Regions from separate parts of the Mus musculus genome. Here regions 1 and 3 are each linked to region 2. The links are chromatin loops, found by intact Hi-C in ENCODE. Cell type or tissue: heart. All regions are shown on one strand.

The links. A loop is a pair of places that touch in the nucleus more often than their neighbours do. Peaks named below come from ENCODE experiments on the same cell type or tissue, not always from the same donor. Only the 100,000 strongest peaks of a DNase experiment are listed, where the experiment ranks them.
Region 1: a loop joins it to region 2, with 3 times the contacts of the local background. A loop is called at or near these places in 2 of 42 quality-filtered maps.
Region 3: it touches region 2 in a loop (8-fold over the local background); 2 of 42 quality-filtered maps call a loop at or near these places.

The regions. Positions count from the first base shown.
Region 1 is chr16:34,437,163-34,445,162 of GRCm38, forward strand. All of the region lies in intron 1 of Kalrn (kalirin, RhoGEF kinase), which reads right to left. Among named protein-coding and RNA genes, the nearest start is that of Kalrn, 73 kb to the right of the region's middle. In heart, no CTCF peak of the experiment used is centred here; a DNase peak (open chromatin) is centred at 4,109; H3K27ac peaks cover 1,886 bases.
Region 2 is chr16:34,489,500-34,497,499 of GRCm38, forward strand. The region is part of intron 1 of Kalrn (kalirin, RhoGEF kinase); the gene reads right to left. Among named protein-coding and RNA genes, the nearest start is that of Kalrn, 21 kb to the right of the region's middle. In heart, a CTCF peak has its summit at 4,483; DNase peaks (open chromatin) are centred at 1,192 and 4,512; H3K27ac peaks cover 1,732 bases.
Region 3 is chr16:34,343,725-34,351,724 of GRCm38, forward strand. All of the region lies in intron 5 of Kalrn (kalirin, RhoGEF kinase), which reads right to left. Among named protein-coding and RNA genes, the nearest start is that of Kalrn, 170 kb to the right of the region's middle. In heart, a CTCF peak has its summit at 420; a DNase peak (open chromatin) is centred at 4,047; H3K27ac peaks cover 2,158 bases.

The DNA of each region.
Region 1 (8,000 bases), 52 kb before region 2:
GTATGGACACCTGATGTAGCAGTCTATCTTTAGACAAACCACCCTATAACCTGTGGTCATAGATATGCACAGAATGAGAGCTGTGTTGTTGTTTACAGCCAGTGGGGAAAGAGAGACCTAACAGACGGGACAACAGAGTGAGGTGAGCCACAGGAAAGAAGAGTTGGGGTGGAGAAGTGTAGACATGCTATTGTGAGGCACAGAGCTGGAGGTTCTGTATACTATTCTATGGAATCTGCACCTATCACAGGAGGCCATCTTTCATTTTACAGAGAAGGGGACTAGTTAAATGGAATGATCTAGGTCAGCCAGAGGTCACATAACTGCTAAGCACATGAGGCAAAAATTCCAACTTGAGCCTCTATGCAAAGCCAGAAAGACCTTCTTGTCATTCCCTGTAAACCTACTCTTTTTTTCCTAGGTTTTGGGAAAAGGGGGCACAGATTCTTTAGTTTCTTTGGGAATTGGGGACAGTGATACAAAAGCACATGGGTAAACTGGCAGACACTACTGAGACAAACACTGTGGAAAACTCAGTAGCCTTCAAGGTAGAATCTAGAGGCCTGGAGACACTGGTTTGAGAACTACAGTAGAAAGAGAAAAAACCAGGGCTCTCCTTCCAAACAAAAGGGAAGAAATAGAAGAGCCCTGCGGAGCTTGCTGCAGCTATGAAGCTAAGCAGTGATAGATGCAACCTCCCCACACTAGAGTGCAGCCTCGTCCTGGTCAGTGTGTGCAGTGACTGCTGTGACAGAGGATCTGACAAAGGAAGCCATGGCCTAAGGAAGGATACACAGAGATGCATTTGGGAATGTTTTCTCTAAAGAATTCTCCTTTGACCACTTGCTCAGTGTTGTTTTAACATCACCTTTAAATAAAAGAGGATGTTGTGGATGCCACAACAGGGTTGGATGGCAGGTTGATCCCATCTCAGGCAGGCACTTAGATGCCACTGTGTGGTCCTGTAAGGCTACGTTGACTCTGGTTCTACTCTCTGAAAGACACTCGCAGGTGGGGCTGATGCAAGTGGGTTACTTATCCTACTTTAGGAAACATGAGCTTAGACTAGCCAGTCAGATAGTTCTGGTAAAGTCCAACTATTTATTATTAACACATGGATCCAACTGGACCTGCTCTTATGATACAAGGCTAGAAAAACTGTAAATAGAAGAAATATCAGACTATTGTCTCCCAAAATACAACTTTCTCTAGCATATATCAAATTCACTCTAATAATCACTTCATAATTGGCTCCTTGGGTCCCTTCCTGGAGCTTTAGGACTCCTAGGGATCCCTAACTCTCTCCCAGTGTTCCCAGCTAACTGTTATCCATATCATTGTCTAGATTGTGTGTGTCTGTGTTCAATGTTCAACCTGGATGTTCATTGTATGGAAAATGCCAAGGAGTCAACAGAGAGCCTTATCCAACTACACAGCTGTCAAGAAAATGCCTTGCCCTTGTTTTGTAGCTATGAAATATGGCTGGCCTTCCCCTGAGCAGGACACATAAAGAAGTCTCATTCTCCTAAACTGAGTAGCCATTAGTCTCCAAGGTCCCATGGAGAGGAGAAAGAACAAAGAAAAGCCCATTAAAGTCCATGCCCTCAGTAGTGGAATCCAGCCAGGCTTTTCTGTCTATCTCTAACATGGATGGACCCCTCCTCCTATGCTCAGGGAAGTCAGGTGGTCTTTACTAAGTGCTCTGAACCCTTGGGACCAAATGGATCGCCCCTCCCCAGGAGTCTGACAGAAAATCAATCTGCTGCCTGCTTTGTTTTATAGACGCTGCAGATGCCCATCAGGTAGAAGGTTACATCAGGTGATCTCCAAGGTCTCTTCTGTGGATCACACTCTAATTCCTCTTGAACCAGAATTCATGGGTACCCTTTTGGCACAAGGCAAGGAAATAACTGAGAAAGTAAAGAGCATTTACCAAATTCCCTTGAAAATAGAGGACAGCCAGGAGATGAACAACCCAGAGATCACAGAACTGGACTACATTCTACATCTGAAAAAAAAAAAAAGAGGCCAGATTGGACTGGCCAGACTGGAGAAGTGACTTGCACACAAGGTGATTGAGCTGTGGGTTTAGACTGGGCAGTCACCATGACACTTGGTCTCCATGCCCGTCTTACTGCATAGCTTGGGTCAGTTATCTTCAGCTTGATCAGTATGCCCTGACTTTTAGCACCAGGGACTGCTTTACCTCTGAGAGGATAATTTGGCCCCATTAAAGAGTCAGAATTCCTAAACATCCAGCAGACAGGTGATAAAGACAAGGGCCACAGTCACAGATGGATGGTTACAGAGAGAAGACAGCCCAGAAGTTTCTAAGCCATTGTAAGTGTATCACAGTGGGGATCTGAGCATGAAAACGAGGCCGGCCAATGAGTACCACTGCAGGCCTTGTCTAGCATGTGTTCCTTGATGTGCCCCCTCATTCTATTGTCTTGCCTCAGGGACTGTGAGGAAACCCACACCAAGTTATCGCTCCAGGATGTAGAGACAGCCCAAAGGGATTACTTTTCATAACAAGATGGGTCTCAAAGATTAAAATGAACCATCCAGGACCAGAAAGGTTGGCTAGGAGACTTTCACTCGTCTTCACATGAGCTAGGAAGGTAGAAGTGAGTGGGAAGGAAGGAAGAAGGAAGGAAGGAAGGAAGGAAGGAAGGAAGGAAGGGAAGAAGGAAGGGAGGGAAGGAAAGGGAGAAGGAAGGAAGGGAAGGAGGGAGGGAAGGAGGAAAGCAGGCAGACAGGCAAGATCTAAAAACTAGTACAAGGCAGCCATGAAAGAGGAAATGATGAAGAAATCTGGGATTTTTTAGGTCTTGAGAAAGATGCAACATTCCAAGAAGAAACTAAGTTTAATTTTAGACATGTTATCAAGGTATTCACCTAGGACCATACAGCAGACATTTAGTGAAGAGACAGGAAGAGGGTGGCTACATGTGGCACTCCGTGCATCTTACATTCCTAGTTCTCTGGAGCACAGGGTAGAGAACTTGGTAGGTTATCACCCCAGGCGCCTCACTGCAGAGTACAGGGCAACGCCAAGTGAGAACCCACACAGCACTGGCTGCACACGACGGCTGGCTCCGCCCCCCCCCCTGCAGGGCCCACCAATCATCTCACTTCTTCTGTTAGTTCTTATGACATTAGAAGTCAAGCTGGCATAGTGCCATGGGCCACTGGTCCTGCCAGCTGTCCCTTCTTGAGAGAATCACACCAAATCCTCCCACAGCCTCACTGGGCAGAAGCCGCCTCTTGCTGGTTTAAATTCAGCTACTGTTTTCTCAGTTCTGGGTGATAGTGACTAACAGATAGCACCCAGACCCTCTCCAAGCATCTCCCTGTGCCAAGGACTGTGAGTGCTGAAACAAAGGAAGGTAAAACCATAGGGACAGAAGCCGAGCCACCTCCAGGCTGTAGCACCTTGGGGATGAGACAGACTCTAGCCACGTTTCCATCATGAGCAAAGGGCCAACTCTGGCTCCCATCATGGAGCCTGGGTGTCAAATCCCATCATGCACTTTTCCAGACTACCTTCTGCATTTGGGAGTAAGAGGGTCTACACCTTTCTTTCAAGGTACCTGGAGAGAATGAGGCAGACAAGGCGAAAGCTAGATCGACATGTTCAAACCTCCTGAGCTGCCATCACTTGGGTACACCTTTAAACAAGGACTACTTCTTTCCCTATATTCCCCAGAGGGTCCTGTGAGTTTCAACATAATCAGGCACCATAGGACCTGGTATGGCTCATAGCTCTTCTCCGTGGGACTGCAAACAAAAGCAGAAAGCCTGACCTAAAGAACAGAGCTCAGCAGAGCCTTCCATTCCTGCCCACAACAGTCCCAGGGAACTCCAGCTGTGCGGTGTCCACATCCCTAGGCCTGCCTCCCTGGATAGAACGGCAGTGGATGCTGATTGCAGCAACTTTGTCACATGCCTGAACCACACCCCTCCACACACTCACAACTCACTACAAGACCTTCTCTAGCCAGGGTCTGCTGCAGATCAGACAGCAGAGGGGAGCTGGCAGAGGCTCTGCTCCAGGCCAAACGCATGGGGCCTGGGGAGAATCCTTTTGCTTATGCTCATGTCCAGGGAGACAGCTGCAACTCTGGACTTCTGGGCAAGTTGCCCAGCAGCCTGACGTCCTGGAGATGGAGGAGGGGCCCAGCTGGCTCCAAGAAAAGAACCTGGCCTGAGGGTTTCTGGTGTGTGTAGTGGAGATCCCAGACCTGAGGGGAGAATGATCGTGAGTGACTGCCAAGCAAGGAAGCCTTGTATTAAAGTAAAAAGGCTGTGCTCTTTAACATCTCACATCACTGCTACAGAAAGCCTGTGGGAATGTCAGGGACTCCTGGTGATGATAAATGGCGGAGCACTCTGCACTTCACCACAACAATAAAAAGCACTTATATTTTCTTATTTCATAATTTCTTCCAAATTCCCTGATGGGAGTTTCTGAGGATTTGCCCTAGTCTCTACAGTTGGCCATGACAGATGGAATCCAAGGCAAAAATACTAACAAAGTAAATCAAATATCATGTAGCAGTTGACCTGCTCCCTCCTTCACCCCTTAAAACATCCCACATCCACCAAGATGTATGTTCCACCCACAAAGCTTAAGAAAGTCAGTCTCTATTTACAGTCACATCTGCCCGTGTCCAGGACACACAGGTCCCTCCTCCAGATCCACTTGGCTGCTGAGGCTCTGTTCTTTCAACACTTCTCTTTTAAATTTACTTCCTCTTTACCAAACTGACTTTAAGTGTCATGAAGGCAATCCATGTTCACCATAGATCCTTTGCAAAATAGACACAAGAAATAATATGACCTCATGTCCTAACCCTATCCTACCCCCTTTGTCTTAGTCAAGGTTTCTATTCCTGCACAAGGTTTCTATTCCTGCTTCGTGACCAAGAAGCAAGTTGGGGAGGAAAAGTTTTATTCAGCTTACACTTCCACGTTGCTGTTCATCACCAAAGGAAGTCAGGACTGGAACTCAAGCAGGTCAGGAAGCAGGAGCTGATGCAGAGGCCATGGAGGGATGTTACTTACTGGCTTGCTTCCCCTGGCTTGCTCGGCTTGCTCTCTTATAGAACCCAAGACTATGATCCCCGGGATGGCACCACCCACAATGGGCCCTTCCCCCTTCATCACTAACTGAGAAAATGCCTTACAGCTGGATCTCATGGAGGTATTTCCTCAAGGGAAGCTCCTTTCTCTGTGATAACTCCAGCTTGTGTCAAGTTGACATACAAAAACAGCCAGTACACCCTTGGATACTGGTTATAATTTTCCTCCATATATTTCTGATTTCTATTCTCCTTGTACACTTTCCCAATGTTTTTTCACCAAGTCTGGGTCAGACAGTCTGATTTCTCATCTCCGTCACTAATTATGCACTATGTCCACATCCCTAGGCCCGCCTCCTTGGATAGAATGGCAGTGGACGCTGATTGCAGCAACTTTGCTCACATCTATTGCATTTTTTTCCCCATCTATTGCATTTCCCCCCCCCCCATGGACTCTCTCACTGAGATCAATAATCAGGTCAGTGAATAGGATTCAACTTATAAAAAATTCACTCGACACACAGCTTTTTAAAACACAGCTATTACATCCCAGGAGGCGGCTCATCTGAAGAATTCAATGAGCTAGCACATCACTTCCTGTAGAGTGCTCCAGCGCACAGGAAACAGAGAGTCACGTCATAAACAGGGCTAAGAACAATCAATCACAAGCTACCATTTTCAGTGAGCCTACTATGCTCCAGGAACTCAGCTAAACTGAACAAAAGTATCTTATCTCAGCAAGCTTGCAGTACTGACTAGTTTTGTGCGTCAGCTTGGCACAAGCTACTGTTATCTCAGAGAAAGGAGCCTTGGTTGAGGAAATGCCTCCATGTTTAGGGTATTCTTCTCAATTAGTGACCAATGGGGGAGGGCCCAGCCCATTGTGGGTGGTGCCATCCCTGGGATGGTAGGACTGGGTTCTAGGAGGCAGAGGAAGCAAGCCAGTAAGCAGCACCCCTCCATAGCCTCTACATCAGCTCCGGGCTCCAGGTCCCCCTTCCCTGTTTGAGTTCCTGTTCTGACTTTCCCCCAATGATAGCTTGTGATCTGAAGTGTAAGCCAAATAAACCCTTTCCCTCCCAACTTGCTTTTTGGTCGTGCTGTTTCATTGCAGCAGTAAAACCCTAAGACACTTGCTAAATGAAATTCTGATCACCAGCAATACATATAGAAATCTAGGCTCAGACAAGTTAAAAGATGCCCAAGACCTAAGAAGTTGAAGACCCTGCTCTTCGCATCCAGACCCTACATCTTTGTCCTAAGCAGTGACAGGATTTCCTGTATTGTTTCTGGCTGTCTCATGTATCCCTTGAACAGAATTTCTTGTCATCTAGAGCAGACCACCTAGCTGGCTTTCCTAACCCTCCTCTAGTTCATACCAAGAAGCTCAGATAAGTGAAGGGAACCCATTCTAATCTTCCCTGCGTGCAGCAATCATGACGAATAGGATGAGCACTCTTATGAAGATATATGTCCTACTTGGTCAGCCTACCATTGTATGGTGAAAGGAAACAGCTGGTGTGCTTGTCTCAGGAAAACTGCACGAAGAATCTTGAATTCATGGTACCCTTAGAGTTGATTCTAATAACCACCAATGTTTTAATGACTCCCCCAACTAAGCACAAAAATAGAAATATCCATTTTATGGATGAGACAACTAAAATTTTAAAAGTGAAATAAAACCATCAAATGTGGTCAGTCTTAACTAATGAGGAACTGGCCAAATGTATGTCCACCCAGTCTCCAAACCTGTGCCTTTCCATCTCACCAGGCTGCCTTTCTCATAGTCTTCAAAATCCCACGAGGAATAGCATGAGATTTGAGAGCTTTCAGAACACTCATCAAGAAAGCAAGCTAATTTTATTCAGGGGCACTGATGGAAGTGCTTGCAGCTGTTGAACTGTCTGCCCAGGAGTCCAAATCCTGAGTGAATGAATATATCCACAGGCAGGGACTTCTCAGAGACCAGGAAGTGTGAGTCTGGAAAGGAAGTGAGCTTGAGTGAAGCAAGCCCTTCCAGGGTGGGGCTGGCTTACGAAAATGGCCACCTGGAGTCCTGTCCATACACAACCTAACCACATGGCTTCACCTCCTCGCATCAGAGGTGGGGATCCATTTTCCTGCCTTCTGATCTGAGCTGGCTCACAGCATGCTTTGACCAGCCGAATAGAACAGAAGAAATCCTGTGTGGCCCCAAACCAGCTAGGAAGTCTGCCTAGTGTCAAGAGGTCTGGAAGCTTCTATTCTCACTCTCTCAAAACTCTTCTTCAGGCTTGTAAAAGAACCCACATATGCTGCAGAGTAGCCTCAAAGACAAACAGAAAGACATCCTATAGCAGCCAACACTAACTGCTCGACACATGAGTAAACCTATATTTAATCATCCAGTCAAGTTGCCTAATGATTGTAGCTACATGAGATCCCAGGTGAGATCAGCAAAACGACTTCCTAGCAGACCCCAGTAAAAGTTCAACAGCTGTCTTAAGCCACTGAGTTTAGAGTACTTTGTTACACAGCAATAGGCAACTAATACATCCTTTCCTACTTCCTCTCACCTATGCCTCTCGGCAAAGCTAATCCACCTGTACAGCTAAGAAGTCTCCACTTCAGTTACTCCTGGGAATCACGGATCTTAGAAACTTCTTACTGAAAACCACCTTTATTCTATGGCTTAGTCAGGGTTTCTATTCCTGCCCAAACATCATGACCAAGAAGCGAGTTGGGGAGGAAAGGGTTTATTCAGCTTACACTTCCACATTGCTGTTGATCACCAAAGGAAGTCAGGACTGCAACTCAAGCAGGTCAGGAAGCAGGAGCTGATGTTACTTAATGGCTTGCTTCCCCTGGCTTGTTTATCCTGCTCTCTTATAGAACCAAGACTACCAGCCCAGGGATGGTCCCACCCACAAGGGGCCC
Region 2 (8,000 bases):
GGAAGGGACGGTAGAGATGGAATCCGGAGCTTTGAGCTCACATTTCAATATCATTGCTTGATGGATAAACAGTGAGTGTCTAGCTAGCCACTCATCGGGTCACTTCCCACTTATGAAATAAATACAGATGTACTGTTGGAAAAAAATCAAATAAGGTGTTAGATGTGCTTTATAAACTACAAAGAATTGGAGCTTCCTCCCAGTATTGTGAAACTTAAGTAAGAAACTATTTTCAGAGTTAAAGAAAAACTGGGTGTTTAATATTCAAATGATTCAGTTATAAAATGTGAGAAATTAAAGTTGCTTACTGTTATTAGTGCTCCATGGCTACTTATTTGCAGCTGAGCCATTTACATCTGGCCTAAATGATCAGCTGCCATTACCCATGCAGAAGCTATAGTAACACCCAGGGTCTGTGTCAGGGCAGAGGCTTGCTGTGAGGGTGTGTAGGCACAGCACTTGTAAGATGTTCATATCCCTCACTCCCACAGAGATGGTGTAATCCCCACTCACTTGCTAAAGTTTCCCTGGATCCTAAGAATAGCTATCCCTGCTTACATCACAGGGAGCACAGTTAAGGCCGACCCCACCCCCTCAGCCCCACCAAGGGCTCCTTTTAAGTAGCCACCAGAAACACCTGCCACCTGTGGTCCCTTATCCTGTACCCTGACTGGGAGGCCCACCACTCAGCCTCCCCATATCCAGCTCTGACACTGAGGGCAGTGTCCTGGCTTCCCCGAGGAAGATTTCTCAGACCTGGAAAGTTCTGCAGTGGGAACTTTCCCTGTGGGAAGACCCCCTCCTTTGCCGCCACTGTGCTGTTCTCAGGCAAGCCTCCAGGGCATCCTTGAGAGGAGTCCCTGTGTCTCTGAGGAGAGAGGGGGTGCCTTCCTAAGGCAACTTGAAATCTAAAGGGGCTTCATCTTTTATAGTAATTGAATGTCCTTTTTAAAAATGTTAAAGTCCTGGGAAGACATACTACACCAAAGTGAAAGGGCTTCTGAGAAATAATTATTAAAACTTGTAAGTTAATAACGGCTTTGCACAGTGTACTACTGGAGCTAATTCCATTATCCCAGAAGCTAAAAACTTATGTTCAGTATCTTGGTGAATGCCAGGCCACAGCTCCTGAAACCGCACCCTTGGCCTTCACACTGTGTTAAGTGCTTCTCTCCTCCAGGAAGCCATCCCAGCATTCCTCTCACCAAGTGAGTCATGCCGTTCACTCTAGACACCACCCGCCCCCACTCCCTCCCACAGTCCCCCCACACTGCCTACCGTTCCTCTACTTCTTCCGGAAGAGTCTTAAATTAACACCTGGGTGAGTTATTTTGGCGTTCATTAAAAGACCAGCTATCTTTTACTAAGGAAAAAGTGAGTGAAAATGTGCGGTGTCCAAGCACTGCCAGGGTCAGAGGGGTCTGGGCAGGAAGCCTTTCCAGGCACTTTTTAAATCACGTTAACAAACAAACAAACAAAGGAACAAACGGAACAAAAACCTCATACTATTAGCACATATTCATCGTGTAATATGATGCCTTTCATTATAATGTTTTCATTGTCCTGCAGGACAATGAAAACATTAGAACACCCTCTGCTCATGGTTCCCCCTCTTACCTTCTTGTTCCCCTGCACCACAGCTCCCTCCCTCTTCTCAAATGTCCCTTCTGCTTTCAGACCATACAACTGCACTTTTAATCTAGATTTAGCATACGAGGGGGAATGTGCAGTCCTTCTCCTTTGAGCCTGTCTTACTTCACTGTGCTAAGCTCCGGTTCTATCCATTTTCCTGCAGTGATGTACTTTTGTTCTTCTTTACGACTGAACGAAACTCCACAGAGGAGTTGGGGAAATGGCTCGGTTGGTAAAGCGCTTGTCAAGCAAGCATGAGAATCTAAGTTTAGATGCCCAGTACCTACGCAAAAGCCAGGCATGGTGGAGCACATCTGTAATTTTAGCACTGGGGAGGTGGAGGCAGGAGGATTCCTGGAGCTTGTTGACAGCTACTCTTGGCAAATTGATAAGCTCCAAGTTCAGTGAGATGCGGTCCCCAAAAATAAAGAGCAATAGCGAAAAAAGAGAAATTACATCACTAGCCTGTGACCTTTAATATTCTCAATGTTCTCTCTCTTTCTCTTTCTCTCTCTCTCCCCCCCCCCATTGAAACCACTCTCTTTCTTCTCTCCCCAGAGATGACTTTATAGATGCTTTGCTTCTTTATACATATAACTTTTTATTCTTCCACCCTCCATATGCTCAGGGGAAAAGGTTTTTTTCCTATAGCCCCTATAGCCTTAGCTCATAGCAGCAGGACCACAGAAAAACCCCTGTCCATATACTGACCAGTCTTCTCTCACTCTGGACTATGCAGATCAGAATGAAGTCCAAGATGTCTGAATTCTGACCTTTCATCTGTCACTTGATCTCCCATCTTTCACTCCCCCGATTCTGCAGAGGACTGAAGATGGAATGGCAGAGCAAGAGGAGGGATCTACTCGGTGATGAGCAGATGTTAATGTGAACTCCAGAAAGGATAGAGGTGACTTAGCTTCAAAGCAGAAAGAAGCCTAGGATCACAGCCCCAGGTGCTTTGGTGGCTAGGAGAAACCCCAGCACAAGTATGAACAGCTCACCACCTGGCTCTACCTCCAATACCAAGGGTCCAGCTCGTCTCATCAGAGCCCCCAGTGCTGGAATGCAGAGGACACAGGGCTTACTTAGGTTAAGAAAAACGCTGACACCATTGCATACACTAGCAAGATTTTATCGAAAGGACCCAGATGTAGCTGTCTCTTGTGAGACTATGCCGGGGCCTAGCAAACACAGAAGTGGATGCTCACAGTCAGCTATTGGATGGATCACAGGGACCCCAATGGAGGAGCTAGAGAAAGTACCCAAGGAGCTAAAGGGATCTGCAACCCTATAGGTGGAACAACAATATGAACTAACCAGTACCCCAGATCTCTTGACTCTAGCTGCATATGTATCAAAAGATGGCCTAGTCGGCCATCACTGGAAAGAGAGGCCCATTGGACATGCAAACTGTATATGCCCCAGTACAGGGGAACGCCAGGGCCAAAAAAAAAGGGAATGGGTGGGTAGGGAAGTGGGGGGGGAGGGTAAGGGGGACTTTTGGGATAGCATTGGAAATGTAATTGAGGAAAATATGTAATAAAAAAATATTAAAAAAAAAGAAAAAAAAAACCAGGCTAGAACCCTACTATGCACAGCATTATATAAACCAAACAACTTGGGCATGACACTAGACTGTTTGCCTCAGTTTCTTGATTTGTAAAACATTAGCTATACTAGTGTAGGGGCTGATATGAAGATGTTCCTATAATATTCTGGCAAATAAAAAGAATCTATATCCTAAACAAACAAACAAAACCAAGTTATAATACAATCATTATCACTGGACTATATTCCCAGGTTCTTTTTTTTTTAATTAAAAGGTCTAGACAGTTTTATCTTCATTTTTTATTTATTCCTTGAAATTTTCATAGATGTATAAAATGTATCTTGATCATATCCACCCTTCACTATGCCCCTCCAACTCTCCTCAAGACCCATTCCCCAGCAAATCTCCCTCCAACTTCACTTCCTTCTTTTATAACATCTTAATTTTAACCCACTGAGTCCAATTAATGTTGCTCGTATGCACATGGGCAAGAACAACCTTCCAATGGCCACTCTCTCAGCAGCCAGCAGCTCCATGAGTTCTGACCAAGCCTATAGTACCAGTCAAGAAGTCCTTCCTGTTGAGTAAGCCTCAAATCCAATCAAGGGAGAAGTTGGTTACCACCATAAGCACCCTTCCCACTATTACTGGTCAGTTCAAGAGTGATTTCTCTGTGTCCTGCAACCCATGTATGTATGGTCTGTTTAACAATCCAGTCTTCCCATCTAGTTCTGCTGGCCAGCCAGGAGCAATGGCAGCCTATATTGCTTTAGATGCCTCAGGGCCTCTCTGATTAATATATCATAGAGATGTAACCTGTGCCTGACACTGAGATTCTCATTCAATCACTGTCCTCGTTTGAGCCTCTGTTTCTATGATAAAATGCCAACTAAAACCAACTTGATAGAGGAAAGGATTTATCTGGCTTACACTTCTACAATACAGTACCACACCCAGATAAATAGATTTTTATCTTGAAAAACGCACCCCTAACTTTGCTGACAACCTATTCTTCCACACTGAGAAATGTTCCTGGTCTTGGATCTGCTCCTAGAAACCAATTTAAATTTATGAAGCTTCTGGTACTTATGATAAAGTGAAAGTAAATCTAACTGAAGTAAAGACCTACATTCCCATGACAACTTGCTCACTCCCAACTCATATGTTACCCTGGCTCTAGCTCCTTAAAGAAACCCTTGGCTATTCAGAAGTACCAGGACAGAACTTAAAAAGCAGAGGAAGAAAAAAAAAACATTAAATCAAGGAACATACCCTCAACAGCCAAGGTCAACACCCAGGAGGGGCAGCAGTGCTGCAGGGCTTCTACTGTGGCGGAAAGACTCCACCCATTTAGCACTTTGAACAGAAGTTCCTTCCCAACTGGAAGCACAGAGCTACTAAGCTGGCATATACCCAAAACAGAGAGGTGGGTAAAAATAAAGTTACCACTGCTCCCTTGAGAAGGCCAGGAAGAGAACATATTGAAACAATCATGGCCTGCAGCCCTGCTAACACCCAGGCGACTAAGTGACCTCAGCCAGGAGACATTGAGCAACGTTGCCTTGCTTACTGGGATCTCCCAATGGCAGCCCAATAGGGGTAAAGCCCCTAGTCTCCATCAGCCAGTGTTGCCAGCTTTCTGTCTCATTCCTGTCTTTCCTCATACGCACTCATAATATATACAGACATAGCTCTTTCACGTGAACATTATTTCCCCTACTCTCCTCTCTTCTGTGCTCTGCCTTCATAGGTCCATTTCCCTCTCATCCTTAAGATCATCTAAGTCCAAGTCCACAGAGAGTATTTTCTTCGCTGCTTTCATGGTACCTTCCAACCATGCATCCCTTCCCTTCATCACTGTTTCCATTTTGCTCATAAAAGAGCTTGTGTGGTTATTCCTATTCAATAGGCATTTGTTGAGTAAGTTACACTGCCTCATAATCAAGGACTTTTCTAACTGAACCAAATAAGTATCCGCAACAGAGACAAGAGAGCACTGGCTTGGGCTTCAGATCTTTTATTCTCCTGTGGTAACTCAGCCCTTAAAAACCCTCATACTTGCACATTCCCAGGGCTTGCTCTTGCTCTCAAGCATCCTGCCAACCACACCTGCTGGCCTCTGGTTGAAGCTGCCTCCCATTGGTAAAGAATGTGTAAAGCACATAGGCTCCAAGGCTCTCAAATCCCAACTTTGTAAGTGCCTAACATCCTGAGTCCTTAGGAGTCTTCACTAGACCCCATCAAGCCCTGAGAGCAGCCTAGTCCATCTTCCCCACTCTGTGTTCACAAGCTCAGCACCATCTGCCCCTAATGAGAGCAGCTCCCTCAGCCTATGCACAGTGACCCTCTCCGAGATGCCCAGAATATTGTCTAGAGAAGAACATATGTGCAAGAGAGCTCATGATGTCCCTATACCCATTTGCCTTTCCCCACATCATACAAACAGGTACCAATGGGTGCCTGCCTTCCAGATGAATGGCCAGAAGTGAACAGCAAGAGATAAAACCAACCAGCTATGGGAGTTTTCAGCTGGAGTGGTCAATGGCCCCTCTATCAGATTACACCTGGGGTAACAGGGGAAGTTTAGGAGTGTCCAGTCACTGAGCTAGCAAAGGCATTTTAAGATTAACTGGCATTTGTGGTGTGTGTGTGTGTGTGTGTGTGTGTGTGTGTGTGTGTGTGTGTTTCATCTGAGGACTCAAGGGAACCTGGGAGGGCCTGGTAGCATGGTCCACCCAGAGCTTAAAGCAGGGTAATAAAAACTACATCCTACAGATGACTATAATTTATCTCTGACATAAATTCTCTCAATTTAATGTTTCAGACCTGGACTATCTCCACTCTTTCTGAAGTGGCAGCTACAATCACTTTTACTGCCTAAAAAGAGGACTCTCTTTAACATTTGACCTGGGATCTACTCTCTATCTACCAGCCCCTTCAAGAGTTCTAACTACCTCAGCCGCTCCCTCCATAGGTTAAGATTGAATTTCACTACCACCCTTGGATCCTTCAGGCCTGACGTGGTCAATAAGAATAGATTTCAGCAGATACTGCCCAAAGTCTGAAGATTTATCAGCTCCAGAGCTTTCTAATGCTTGCCAATTAGTATGTCCATTTTTCAGGGCTGACCATGGAAGTCCTTAACTTACTTGACAGAGAAAGAACTCCAGCAAGGCAGGAAGCACCTTGGGCTTGGCTGCCTGAGCCAGCAGGGCTGCCTCCTCAGAGGATGCCCAGTTCAGCTGCCTGGCAGCAGCCTCAAGGTGAGGAGGCAGGGCCTTAGAAGGCACACTGATGCCCAACTCCTCCCTGCCTCCTGCCTGGAAACAACTAAGTACACAGAGAAACCTAACACAAAAGTTTGTCCCCAGTGCCGAGGGACAAAACTTCAAGGCAAATGGAGCTAACTTCTTGCTTCATCTGCCTAGACATGGTCTTAGTGCCTGGTACTATGTGTTTTCTCCAGGACCTCGCAGAACCCACCTACCCTTTCAGGACCCGGCCCTCCTCTTGACTGTTCGGGCATTATCTTCTTTTCCAAAAGGTAGATAATTGATCATTGAGATTGAGAGTTAGTAGCTAATGTTTTAAGAGATAAACATGAATAAGCTAAACCAATGTGCTATTTGTTTCTCATCAAGGAGGGCAGCTGAGGCAGAGAGACTAAGTGTTTCATTTAAAGTCACAGAGCTGTGTTAGAGTCATGAGTTAACCCAGCCATGTTGACTCAAAACCTCCTCATGCTTAGCCATTTAACATACTGTCAAAAAAAGAAACTCACTCTGCGAAATAACTGCTGGGCTGCCAATCAGGGAAATCATCAACTACCTTACGCACTGTAAATCCTGTGAACCGCAATAGTGGCATCAATGTTAGGAAGGTAACCATCTGCTTTCTGATTAGATTTAAGGCTCATTCCACAAGTTAAACACATGCAGAGTACTGTAAATATGGCCAGTAACTCACTTGATTATTGTAGGTTTTTTAAAGGATAAAGCCATATGGAAGCCTACTATTTAATTGGAGTTTAATTGGAGTTATCCCAGAAACCATAAGTTGCCAAATAAAAAGTCTAGGGCCAGTAGGGGATACTTCTCCTCTAGTCATTGGTCACAGTTCTCTCAGAGACCCCCCAAAACAACACAAGCTAAGGTCATTGCCCTTGGCTGCTCCCCAGACCTTGATAAGACCTTATTGCTAAAGATAGCACAAACACTGTCATAAGACCTGAAAAAATAAAGTCAGTATTGACCAGGAGGCTTCCTCCCTACTGGACAGCGATCATAGTACCAGGAGGTGCTGTAAAGGCTGCCAGATAGGGGGTCATCAGCAACTGTCTCATCTGCTGTAAATCCTGTAAATTACAGCATTAACTGCAATGGTGGCATGAACGACATGGGGGTAACCATCTGGTTTCTGATTAGATTTAAGGCCCACTCCACAGGAGTATTGTACAGGTACTATAAATACAGCCAAGAACTCATGATTGGGGAGCTCACATGTCCTAGGGGTAAACGTAATACTATAATTTCTGGACACGGTATCAAACTGTCCTCCAAATTCCTATATTTCTCCCTGTATCTTAGTGTATCTTCAGACCTCATCAGAGAAGTTTCTTTGTGCAGTGGATGATGGCTGATGCAGAAACTCAAGAGGAAGTGACCATGGAGTGCTCGGCCATGGATAAGACACTTATAACATGCTGTCTCCATGGTGCTCATCACAGAAGAGAAAAGACCGTAAAAGCCAGAGGAGTTCAGGAGGGCTGAGGCAAAATAACATCTTCCGGACTTGATGGGACTCTTGTGTTCAAAAAGAA
Region 3 (8,000 bases), 150 kb before region 2:
AGGGTAGGACAGAATGCAAGGACCCCATGATGCACATTCATGCTTTAGAAATCTTCACCTCTTCCACTCTTCTGTGCCTTGGATAACATCATACTTTACATTTCATTTGGCTATCTAGACTTCCTCCAAAATACTTCAGATTGCATCCTTAACCCTCCCAGGCAGCCATTGAGCTCACGGCCTTGGCATTCCCTTCCTTCCCCTCTGACACAGGCTCATCCTTTGGACTCACTTCCTTCCCTTGTCTCCAGGATTTGCCTCTCATGTCCTCTCTGTCACTCCATCTGTCCCAGATAGGGTTCCTGTAGAAGGACCATGCTGGGTTCTGCTACAAACTCTCTGCCGTGAGATGAAACTCCACAATTCCAGTTCCAAACAGCAAGGGACTTAGAAAGGAGCCCTTGGACTGCTCAGCAGTAGGTGGTGCTCTTGTGCCAGCTCAGAGTCAATGTTCAAAATGTTTGATTCTGATAGACAGTCAAGGGAGGGCAGAATATGCCTCCTGGGAACCCAGAGTCATCAAAAGTCTGGCTGTGACCTGCAGGCATTGCAGTTCAACTGAGAAATGAGGCTTGTGAGCTCATAGTTTGAAGACCAGATGGGATAGACAGGGCAAATGGGGAGCTTGTGCCTACTCTTGATACCTCGTGATAAAGCCAGTTTGCAGGTGGGATAAATACCTTGTGATGGGACCAACCTGGTCAGCATGTAGAAACTAGCCCCTTTCCCTCTCTACCAGGAAGGTTGATGATTCATTCATTCTCATTCTCTCTCTCTCTCTCTCTCTCTCTCTCTCTCTCTCTCTCTCTCTCTCTCTCTCCCCCTCTTCCCCTCCTCCCCCCTCCCCCTCTCCCTCCCCACATGCCAGAACATTGCTGGAAAAAGGGTTTACTAAGGAGAGTCTGGGAGTTAGCAAAAGAGCACCACATTGGGATTTCTTGAGGAACATGGAATATAACCATGAAGGAAGAAGCTATCTTGTTCTAACTACAGGTAGTTTTCCATGGAATTAAGATGCCTGACTACAGGTGGGGGTGGCTTTTAACTCTTTCCATGACAAAGTGATTCAGCTTCAGTTGTGTTTAAGAAAACCAATGGGACCCAGAGATAAGGTTGGAACAATTCATGCCCCTGAGTTGGGGTTCTCCTTGAGGAATGGAGACTATCGCTGGCCTGGGCACCAGAACCAGCTAACATAACACACTCAAACTGGAAGTTCGTCCCTATGATTAAACGTGGGAGTGGGAAGACAGCCTCCCGTGTTTGTGTGTGAGGCTCTCTGAGTGATGCATCTTCCTTCTCTGGATGGGTAGGGCCTAGGGTTTCCAGGTTCAACTACAAGAAGCAACTTTCCTCTTACCACTGCAGACACAATCTTCTCCTTGCCTGTGTAAACAGAGCCAAGGGGCACAGACTCCTCCCTCCTCTCCTGTTTGAAAAGCTGGCCCCAGGAAGGCCATATTGAGAGCCAAGGCCCACATCAGTGAATACAGACTGAAGTAACTTCAGGGACTTTAAATGGAGCAAAAAATATAGGGAAGGATTACAAGGACCTACCCAGTCACTGCAGGACTGACTTAAGGGAGCAGGAAGAGACTGGTTCTGGGGCATGGCAGGGATAGGGCTGGGACCACTGGACGGAAGTATCAGGAGGTAGACTCTGGACTCTGAGCTCAAGTCCTTTCTTTCTTACAATTGTGGCTGAGTCACTGTGGGCATGGACTAGGTCTCAAAGCTGCGGTATCCTCATCCATGGGAATGAATGCTCAGCAGAGGCTGGGAAGATACAGGCCAGTAAAGGAGGCTGAGAAAGAGCTCCATCCTAGCAAAGACTGGACCTGGTGCAGAACCCCCAGGCTTCTCAGGTGGCCCTGACAGGACCTAAGCCAGTCATGGGAAGCAACTTTTAGAGTCACTGCAGTAGACTGCTGGCCCTTTGCCACACGATCTGAGAAGTGGGCACTACCTCCTGCCAGCTGCCTCTTGCCTTCCTCCCTGTGGATTCTCAGCTCCAGCAGCACTGGACCACAGATATTGCCAGACCACAGTTTGTGCGTTAGGGTTGCTGAATCCCTGTTCATTCTCTCTCCTTTCCACAAACCCAAGCCGAGCTACACAGGCCCCTAACTAAGTTCCACAGCAGTGATAGGCACCTGGAGATTTGGTGTCTCTTCCTCAGCGTGAGAGGGTGTATTTGATTTTCCAGTTAGCCATAGCATTGGGCTTGATACGAATAAATCAGCTAATCTTCAGCATCAATGGTCCAAGGTCATGGTCAGAAGCCTCCATTTCCTTTCCCTATGCCAGCATGAGACCTTGGGACTGATAGCCATTGGCTAGCTCCATTTTAAGAATCCCTTCTTAATTCTTCCATTTACCTGGTCCCTAACTGGCCTTATGTTCTGTTGTCCATAGTCCACTATGGTAGTCCATGCTATCCATAGTCTACTCTGGTATCCTTATGAATAAGGCTATAATTCCTATCTACCCAATATGCCCCATAAGAAAAGTCCATCTCTCCATCCATCCATCTTTTTCTGGACCCCATCTTTATATCATCTTTATAGGCCATGTTAGGCTTGTCTCTGTAAGTCTTCTGGGATCCATGCACACCAGATGCACCACACACAGTTTTCTTTATCCACACAATAATCCCAAGGCATGTACTAAGATTGATATTTTACAGGTAAAGATGCCAAAACCCGGCACACAGTGAATGGCCAAGCTGGGATTCAAACCCAGGCTTCCCTGATTCCAAACTTAGTGTTGTCTGTAGAAGCCTTGGTTGGCTTCTGTGGGTAAGGGCTGTGCTAAGGACATGCACCTGCCTGGGCAGGAAATGGGAAAGAAGGAACTAGGTGATGAGGGCCATGATGGAGAAAAAGAAGGAAGTGGATGGTACAAAACGAAATCCCTGGGAAGAAAGCTTGAAGTTCCCTACCCTAAACAGACACACCTTGCTGTAGTTTACAAATTATGCCAGAGAGTTCTTGGCTCTTCCAAAAGGGGACTCAAGCCCACACTGATAGTACATGCCTATAATCTAACTCTCAAGAGGCAGGGGGAGGAGAATCCTGAGTCTGAGGCTAACCTGGGCTACATAGCAAGAGTCTGTCTTCAAAAGAATGAAGGAAGAGAGTACCCTAGCCATTCCTCTACTTCTAAGATCAGACCTAACATGCTTTCTGTTTTGCTTAGACTACACCTACTCTCTCCTGCACTTACCTGCTAACCCTACTCTACCTCAGTAAGAGCAAGTACCTTGGTATCTTGACTCACCCAAGAATCAAAGCCATCTCTTTCTTATAAGGTATGGAGAACTGCATCTATGTTCCCATCCAATGCTACCCAGAAGATGGCAGGGTGCACTGTATGTGGCCAGCACTCAGTGACTATTGATAAATTAGTTAACGAATGTTTCTTAGGTGCCGCTCTGTGGCCACTCTGGACAGACACCCTGCTTTTGATTGGAATTCCTTTTCTGGGATCCATTCATGAGCCCAGGCTTCACAGGTAGATCTTACACATAGCACTTGTGGGATTTATGCCCTCTGACCCTGTGACAGGACCACAGTGGAGAGTCAGAGACCCCCCAGACCCTAAACACTCCTCACAACCCTCCCTCCATATTGTTCACCCACATTCCCCCAAAGAACGTTCCAGTCAGGATACAAGTTGGAGCTGAAATACAAGATAATGGAGAAAGGAAAGGGGGGGGGAGAGAGAGAGAGAGAGAGAGAGAGAGAGAGAGAGAGAGAGAGAGAGAGAGAGAGAGAGAGAGAGAGAAACAGCGGAACAGCTTTGGGGGAAATACACCTTCACACACGGCCAGCAGGACATTATGACTTGGATTATTTTCGGGATCTAATATTTCTAATGTGCAAGGGGAGGAAATGAGAAGTAAGTACAAATTCCCAGGGCCGGCAGGCTGGAAATAATTCAGAACGCGGTGTTCTGTGTCAAGGAGGCGGGGAAGCGACATACTTCCTTGCCCTGAACCCAGTCAACAAGAGGTGGAGAGGCTCGCTGGCTTAGGTCTGGGGAGGAGGGGAGGAGACCAGTGGCCTAGAACCTTTCTCTAGAGAAAGCAGGAAATTACAAACTGCCCAGTGAGGACCTTGCCCTCCTGGCCTCCTGGGAGGTTGGCAGCTCTTTTAGAAACCTCCCTCCCATCAAAAAAGGCAGAGACAAGGGAATCCCACGGAGACTTCGACACAGCCGGCCAGCAGCCTTCCTGGTGCATGGTCATTTACCACAGCAGTGGTGAGGGTATGCAGAAAGTTACACTTGTCCTCAGGCCCTTGAGCTGCTCTATAGGATGCTGGCACATGTTACCGTCTCTCCTGTATGACAAGAAGTCTCTAAAAGACAGGCTGTGTATGGCTGCATTTGCTAGTACAAATGAGTGTGTGAGCATTTGCCAGTATATATATATATATGTCTCCCTCCCTCTTTCCCATCCTCCCCTGTGTATATGTAGGGTGGGGGCAGCACTGGCCTTAGAGAAAAATGCCATTTTCTGGTGCTGTCTACCACTCTCTCTCCCAGACAAAACTCTTCACATGTAGATTTTCTACCTGCGGGGCAGGGCTTAAACTGATGCTTACCCATACCCATGCCTTACCACATGAAGCAAACGGTAGACCAAGGGATGAACCACAGACTGGGTAACTTTAGGTGGGTCTCTGCTCTGGTACAAAATTTTCTGTGTGAAAGGAAAGGCTGTGGGTGTGAGAACACTTTCAAAGCTGACCGTCAAACACATATCATGCATTGGTATTGTGATTACTACAAAAGCACTTCACTTTGACAAATGACTGTGGAGTCAGGCAACTGCTGGCTTCCAAGACACTGGGCTGGAGGTCAGGGGAAGAAAAGAGACAATGGACCCATGTCCTGTACAGAAGGGGAGCTAGTGGAATTTCACTTCAACTGACCACCCTGATTCTGGCCACCCCACTTTGGCTCTGCTTTGGGCTCTAGGGAGTGATCAGAACTATTTATAGCTTGGGGGAAGAGAGAGAGAGAGAGAGAGAGAGAGAGAGAGAGAGAGAGAGAGAGAGAGAGAGAGAAAGAGAGAAAGAGAGAAAGAGAGAAAGAGAGAAAGAGAGAGAGAGAGAGAGAGAGAGAGAGAGAGAGAGAGAGAGAGAGAGAGAAATAAACAGACAGAAGTGAAGACTGCCCAGCAATGGGGCATCCTGGGGATGTCTTGAAATGCTAAAATGGCTAGCAGGGCAAACATTCTCAAAGAACACATGCACACAGCCCTTTCCCAGGGCCCGAGGCCTAGGTGAAGTCAGTGGTACCCATGTATCTTTTCTTGGAGCAATTAACATGAAAGCTTCCGTTACTTTATTTGTACAAAATTGCAAGAAAATAAAATGCACACATGTGCATTTGAATAGGTAGGAAATATTTCTGCCCCTATGTTTACAAAGGAATAAGACATGGGGCTGGAGAGGCGGTGGCTCAGTGGTTAAGAGCACTGACTGCTCTTCCAAAGGATCCAGGTTCACTTTCCAGCACATGTGGTGGCTCACAACCACCTGTAACAACTCCAGCTCCAAGCGACCCAGCACTCTCCTCTGTACTCTGTGTCACAGGTACACAGACATGCGAGCAGGTAAAACACTCAGACACAAAATATAAAGTAACAAAATAAACAAAATTAAATTAAAGAGACAAACTCCTAGTTGTGATACAAAGCAGAGAGTAAATGGCTTGATGTAGAAGATGACAAGAGAGGATTAATGGTTTCCCTTAGGACACTAGAAATGGCCATTATGCTCTGAGGCGACTTCAAGGATGGATACTGTTTTCAAAGACCCTTTCCTGTGGAGGCTTCCCCTTCCCATCCAATCCAGCAGGTAGGACCTCAATTTGACCTCTTTTCACTTATCTAGGCACTGCACAACCAGCTTACTTATAAGGATCCCATGAGTCTATACCTTAATTCCCAACTTCTCTCAAATATCAGTTCTTACTGTGGTCTCATTAGAAGTTATAGGAAATCATTTGAAGCAAGTCTACACACAAGTGTGCTGGTTTTGTCAACTGGACACAGTCCTAGGCACACATGGGGAAGGGACTCTCATCCAACTTGTCTGTGTACATGTATGTGGGGCGTCTTCTTAGCTGGCTGTTGATGTAGGAGGGCCCAGCCCATGGTGAGTGGTGGCCCTGGGTTGTATAAGGAAGTTGGTAGACAAGCCAGTAAACAGTTTTTCTCTATGGTTCCTGCTCCCAGGGTCCTGCCTTGGGTTCCTGCCCTCCTTTCACTCAGTGAGGGACTCTGACTCAGGAGTATAAAATGAAACAAACCCAAAACTTGTTAACCCCAAGTTCTTTTGGTGAATCTTGTATCACAGCATCAGAACCACAAACTAGGACAGTAAGAGAGTATCCCAGACATGTGGCATGGCTTCAGCAGGCTGCAGTGGGTGAAGACTACACCAGGAGTTCAGTCACGCAGAAGAAACCTACACTGTGGAAGTGGGGGATGGGGGCGCCCACTGGCCTGGCACCGTCACCTGCACCGCTCATTATATCCATTAACCCTCTTGGCAGCAGCGTGGCGTCTTAAAGCTGAGAGGTACTTAGGAGAGTATCTAAGAAAAGTTTGTTACTCCCCACAACCCCCAAATGCAACAATGCTGGAGGAGGACCTACTACAGACACAATGGGAGCACGGAGAACAAAACAGCAAGTGGTATTTCAGAACCATTGAACTATGAAAGGGAAAGGCTCTGATATTATCCAGTGTGGCAAGTTTCAGGGAAAAAAAAGCAATAAGTATTTTTAGCATGGGCCTTTATCAAACTGCTGTGAAGATTTGGATGGGTCTCCTTAGAAGGTTTCTCTATATCTCAGCCACCTCCACTGCCACTGCCACAGCTATCACAGCTGTGACCGTGGCCACACCACCCTGTCACCCCTTGAAAGATGTTTCTGTTAAGGGGATGTACTGAGCGTGACAAATGCAACATGGGAGAAGAAGGCAGATGGTACCGAGTCAGTCCCAAATCTGTGTTTTGTTCAAATATAAACGGAGGTCAGAGGTTAAAGATATGCATAGGTGTCACAATTGGTCACTGGCACCCAGGACAAATGCTAAGTGTCATTCAGCACACCTTTATTACTGCACTGGCACGGCCCCATAAATGTGAAGAGAATGTAACCGTGCAAGAATAAATATACATACAACCAAAGGTATGAAAATGAGGGCCATGGGAGAGATGAAGGGGTTGCCTTATTTTAGGTACTTCCAAAGTACATGTTTATGTAGGAAACAAATAGAACATTCTAGGTAAAGCAAAAATACTCTTCTGGTTCCAAAACTAGGAAGGAAGCCCCACTAGGTCACCCTGCTCACTGCTTGGAAATTCTGCCAAAATTAGGAATATTCACTTTCTTCTTAGAAGAGCTGTGTGCAGGCATTAAAAACTAGGCTGACTGGAGAGGCCTCAGGACAGCCCTCTTTCTTCAGAAATGAGAAGCCACGGTTTCCCAGTCATTTAATCAGTTGTATCAGGGACTCTTCTGAGTAAGTTCTCTCCCTGTGAAGATGGGAAGAGGAAGGACCTTCCTCAACCTGGACAGCAGGAGGTAAAACAATGACAGTTGTTTCCTGATACTTCTTGTGGACGTCAGCTTCTAAGTGGGCATTGTGAAGTGACGATGGCTGCCATCACACAAGACTGAGGCGTCTCACCATGTGTGGAAGGTAGGTATTTTAAGATCCTTCTCAGGTCTAATATGTTAAATGTTAGCCAAGGCTCCGAGGAAGCAGTATCTAGAGAAGAGCCTACACTGTAAAGTATCCACCCCTTTCCCTTCTGTAAGCCCTGAACCCGGTTACAGACCTTTGATTCTACACACAGCCCACCTATGGAAGAGGCCCACCCTTCTCTTTGGTTATAGGCTATGGTTATACTGCATACATTTTCCTCACATGGGGCCCACTGTAGCCCGGCCCAGATGTGGCTAAAAACAAAGCTGTA